Regions from separate parts of the Mus musculus genome. Here region 1 is linked to region 2. A link is a loop called in an ENCODE intact Hi-C map of the cell type or tissue named here. Cell type or tissue: heart. All regions are shown on one strand.

What was found. A loop is a pair of places that touch in the nucleus more often than their neighbours do. Peaks named below come from ENCODE experiments on the same cell type or tissue, not always from the same donor. Only the 100,000 strongest peaks of a DNase experiment are listed, where the experiment ranks them.
Region 1: a loop joins it to region 2, with 8 times the contacts of the local background. A loop is called at or near these places in 36 of 42 quality-filtered maps.

The regions. Positions count from the first base shown.
Region 1 is chr3:146,176,535-146,179,034 of GRCm38, reverse strand. Mcoln2 (mucolipin 2) reads right to left here. Exons shown (of 14, transcript NM_026656.5): 7 at 2,425-2,500. Among named protein-coding and RNA genes, the nearest start is that of Mcoln2, 28 kb to the right of the region's middle. In heart, a CTCF peak has its summit at 1,016; a DNase peak (open chromatin) is centred at 1,214; H3K4me3 peaks cover 724 bases; H3K27ac peaks cover 564 bases.
Region 2 is chr3:145,949,050-145,951,549 of GRCm38, reverse strand. No RefSeq gene overlaps it. Among named protein-coding and RNA genes, the nearest start is that of 2410004B18Rik, 12 kb to the right of the region's middle. In heart, a CTCF peak has its summit at 1,372; a DNase peak (open chromatin) is centred at 1,289; H3K4me3 peaks cover 784 bases; H3K27ac peaks cover 1,179 bases.

The sequences.
Region 1 (2,500 bases), 230 kb before region 2:
GTCGACCCGCCTGGTCTTATGCATTCCCAGGGAAGGCCTTTGACTCGAAACTGCTGAGTCTGAGGACGAAATGTGTTTGAAATGGCTGTGGCTTGCCTAGAAGACATCATCTCACAGCCTCCCTCTTTTCCCCTCCACCACCTTCTCCCCCGACTCCTCCTCTCTCTGCTTCTTGGTTGTAGGTTAAGGTGTGAGCCCTCAGCTTAGGTCTCCATGTCTATGGTCTGCTGCCACGTCTACCTGTCATGATGGACTTTCATCCTGTAAGCCCCAATAAATTCTTCCTTCTCTAGGTCACCTTGGTCATGGTGTTTTATCTCAGCAACAACAAAAAAGTAACGAACACAGCAACCTATGCTGAATGTGAAGTAGTGGGAATTCTCCTGCCTCAGCTTCCCAAGTGTTGGGAACATCCAGCAGCCATAGATTGCTTACCCCACTGAAGCCATATTGCATTTCAGAAAGCTCTTCCAAATCTGAGTTTGGAAAACACTGGTTCAGAAATATGTCCTGCCACTCTGAGTAATGGCACACCCCACTCACTCCACCCTCCCAGATACCTGATGTGCACAGACGCTCTCCCACCATCTGCCTAAGGAACTCTGACTCGGGCTATCCAAGCTTACTAACTGTCAGCTCTGCAATAAATATATACCATTACATCTCCATCAGAGGGAGCCCTGCCCACCCCATTCTTCTAAAGCCTCGTGTGGCTGGCTATAAACTATAGTATATAAAATATAAGTTCTGGAGAGCAGAAGCGCACTCAGAGAAGGCTCCTTGGGAAGCAGATGTCTGTGAACGTGGACATTACCGGTTTTTGCTTTGAGGAGATGTGGATAATTGTAGATAACGCCAAGAGGAAGCAAGCAGCAGCTGGGAAGCTGGGTGAGAAGAGAGCATCAGAATACTTGGACAACAGCGGCCAGTGCCCACCAGGTGGCGCCTCTGGCCTCTCTTAGGCAGAGCTTCTCAGTCCACGGCTTCAAATGGAAGAGGCAGCACAACCCATCTTCTAAACTGGTTTCTAAACCTCATATTTTTAATGATTTTTAAAACCCCTTGATTTATTTTAAATTCATGTCTTCCTAGTGATAAGGTCGAGTTTCTAAGACATGGCCGTAAGAATCACATTTTAGGTCTGCTTCTCTCTGTTGGCCACAGGGGGGAGCAAGAGCTCTTCCGTTCTGGCATGCGTGGTGAGAGGATCATTGGGGAGCCATGAGGCACACGTCCAGTCTCACAGTGACTATTGCAAATCACAGTTTATATATGGCAAAGGTTACGTTCCCCCACACCACCAAGACATAGCTTCAGCCTTTACTTGGACCTGAGGACTGCCTTGATGGTGCTGGTCTTTGAGTATCTGCTGCGAAATAGAAAATCCATTTTATCAGGAACCCAATCTGTGTGCTTCCTTTAGAGGAATGACTGAAACCAAAGCTAGAAAAAAAAAGAGAAAACTTCGAAATCATCAGCCGTTGTACAGCTGAAAAGGAATGAGTCACCTGTTGGAATAAAAAACCACGTGACTCATATTTGTCTTTCTGGTCATCTGGCCCAAGTGAGTTCGTGTAAACGGAGCTTGCCAGTTCACCACACTCAGAGACATCGCCCTGACCACTAATAATCAAAGCAGGATGCACATATCTTACACTCCTCTTTTGAGACAGGAACACCCTCCCCCACAAAGTGGTTTAGGCTGGTCTTGAAGTCAAAATCTCCCAGTTTCTTCCTGCATAGCTGAGATTACAGTACATGATGTCATCGCTAGCTCAACAAGGCTATTTAAGCATGTGGACCATCGGGTGACGGAGGAGATGTCCCCGTGTTTATTCAAGATGCACCCTGAGGTCTCCACTCTTCTCCTTTGTCCAAGGCTTGGATCAGAACATACCTCCTCCGAGAATTCAGGATTCCCACTGAGCTCGGTCAAAATGATCATTTCCCTTCCTACTCAGACCTTCCATACTTCCCTGGCTATGGCTACCCATAGCACCCCAAGGATCTGGTCACATAGATGTCCCTCCCTAAGGCCTCTCCTCGCTGATGAGTTGCGGAGCAACTCTGATGACTTCTGCTCCCAGCATTCGGCACCAACCCCCTCAATAAGTACAGCCATTGCTCTTGCTTTGTAGAGAAAACTGCTAAGACAGAGAGGCCAAGCAATAGGTCCAAGCCTCCAGCCGTGGCTCACAGAACCAGAATGCAAACCCAGGCCATCTTGCTGCAAAGGCGAACTGCGTAAACCACTGACTCAAGAAACAATAAACACTTGCTGACTTGGACCACTCGCTCAGGACTAGCGTTTGAACTGTTTTTCTGAAACGTTTTCCCCACCACCTTCCATACGAATCACGTGGGTTCCCTAAGCCCCCCAAACCTCCTCTAACCCACAGACAACAGGCTGAACGGTACACTTACTAGACCCAGATATGTTCATGTTTTTACACTCTTCGATGTTGGCCTCGCTGTTGAGATAGATTTTGATTTTCCCACT
Region 2 (2,500 bases):
ACAAGGTCCTGCCTTCTAAAGGCACCACCACTTCCTGGTAATGACACAGGCTGGTGACTGAGCCTTTCAACATGTGAGCCCTTGGGGACATTTAACGTACAGTCAGAGGACAGACTGCTGTCTCCTCTCTCTCTGCAACTTCTTTTATCTTAAGTGAACTGAGGAGAAGAGAAACCCAGAGGGCTTGTCAGTGAATGAGCACTTCATGATTGTGTGGTTAAAGGGTGCTGAAAAGGGAGCCATGTTCCCGGCCTGGAAGAGTTAAACAAGCCGAGGGGGTTCAGGGCTGAAGGGGGTGCTGAGGCTGAGGCTGAGGGTCTCAGGTAGGTTGGATTTTCTATTTAGCCAAACAGTCAGGAAAATATTTTCCTAAGCCACATGCAGTGGCTGTAATCCCAGCACTGAGCTAGGATGCTTACTAAGCATTGAGAGGCTGAGGCAGGAGAATTCCTAGTTTGAGGTCAACCTGTGCTACAAAGGAAGTTTGAGGCCGTGATGAGCTACACATTGAGTCCCTGTATTAATAAAAGAGCAAATTTAAACCTATTTCACCTACTTTTATATTGTAATAATTGTGATTTTTAAGTATACACTGCTGTCCTGTAAACCAACATGATAACACTGTAATGGCAGGGAAGCCATTACAAACACACTGCTGTTTCCATTCCGGTCGGGGCAATTAAGGAGGGGCTTTTATCGCGACTTCAGTAACTGGGAGAATTTCATTCATAAGAAAATGTTTCAAAGATAAGGCAAGGGGCGGGTGAAGAAGAAAGCATCATGGGGGTTGGGGGAGGGGTCAGGAGGAAGACTCGTGCGGGTTTTATCTCTGACAGGATGGTGACTTTTGCTGTTTCCTGCCTTCAAGAGTGTTGTAGGATTTTTGTGTTTTCTAGAGACAGTTTCACTCTGTTGCGCATGCTGGCCTGGAACCTGCCCTCTAGCTCAAGCTGGCCTCAGACTCACAGTGCCCCAGCTGCTTCCCATATGAAATGCAAGGCTCTCCTGCGCTCTGCAGATGTCATAAGCCAATTAGGCAGGTGTGACAGATGCGGCCAGCTCGGAGGCGACTGAAATGTGATTCCCTGGCTAGGAGGGAGACTGGGTCCTGTTACTCCTCCTGAGAGATCCTCTCTTGGGCACTGCTTTTTAACCCTCAGACAGACTCTATCAGGAGCTGGGGCTGAGAGATTTCCTCAGCCCTTCAAACCGGGATGAGCAGGTGGCATCCTTCTGTAGGAGCGGGGAGAAGTGCCTGTACTCTCTTCTCGGGGTAGCTCAGGCTGCCTCCAGCAGCAAGGAAAACCCGGATCTAAGGGATGCTCTAGCGCTCCAGGCAGTTGCCAGTTTTTTAGCAGCCTCTAGCTCCACCTAAGGTTTGTCTCTGCTAATTGCCACCCTGTTTTAGTAAAATAAAAGTTGCGGGAGTGGAGGGGAGGGGCCGGTTTACTTGCTTTTTTTTTTTTTTTTTTTTTTTCTTCTGGAGTGTTCTTTTCACTCCAAATTTGTCTTTCCTCCATTTCAGTCATCGATTTCTATTGCCGAAAGCAAAACGACCAGGTTCTCAACGGAAGCACAGACGAGGGCCGCTTTTGAAGCGGTCTAAAAACAGGAGCATGGTTTTTGGGAAGAGCTAAAAGAGGGCCTAGAAGAAACGCCACGTTCTTGGTACAAAGAGGTAGTTTGTGGTAGGAAGCTTAACATTTAGAATTTCAAGGTGCACAGAAACATTGAAAGCGGTTATTCAAATGTAGCCTCACGAAGTTAGCTGAAGCTGGGCATAGTGGCTCATATAACCCTCAAATGGAAGAGGTGGAGGCAGGGGGATCAGGAGTTTAAGGTCATCCTCCACCAGGTACTTAGAAGACTACCTGAGCTCCATGAGACTAAGCTCGAGGTCCCGCCAACCCCCAACAGGAGAAGAAGTTAGGAGCACAAATTCAAGCCAATCAAAGAACTCTAAGCGTTTATGATTTCATGTTGAAAACTTAAAAAAGGCAAATTCATGATCAACACTCTTACCAAAGACTTAAAATGCCCACTATAGTGTTATTTATTGTGGTAAATTTTTTTGAGAAGCTTTATTGTCTGGTAACTAAATGATAAATTATGATACAATGAACTTGAATACTTGTAAATAGTTTTAAAACCATTTTGTGTGTGTGTACATGCATGTGTGTGCGCATACGTGCCCTAATCTATATATGTGCACCATAATCATGCAGGTGCCCTCAAAGTCCAGAGAAGGTGCTAGAGTCCCTGGAACAGATGGTTGTGAGCCATTCAATATTGGTGGTGGGACCAGAACCTAGGCCGTCTGCAAGAGCAGCAAGTGCTCTTAACGGCTGAGCCATCTCTCTAGCACCCCAAAAATAGATTTTTGAAAAATCCTTGCAGGACTGAAAAGGTTAAATGTTAAATAAAAGAATATTGATCTTGTCTAGCATATCTATGTACCTGATATATGTAGAAAATTAAGAGAATAGTAGATTTTCTGCCT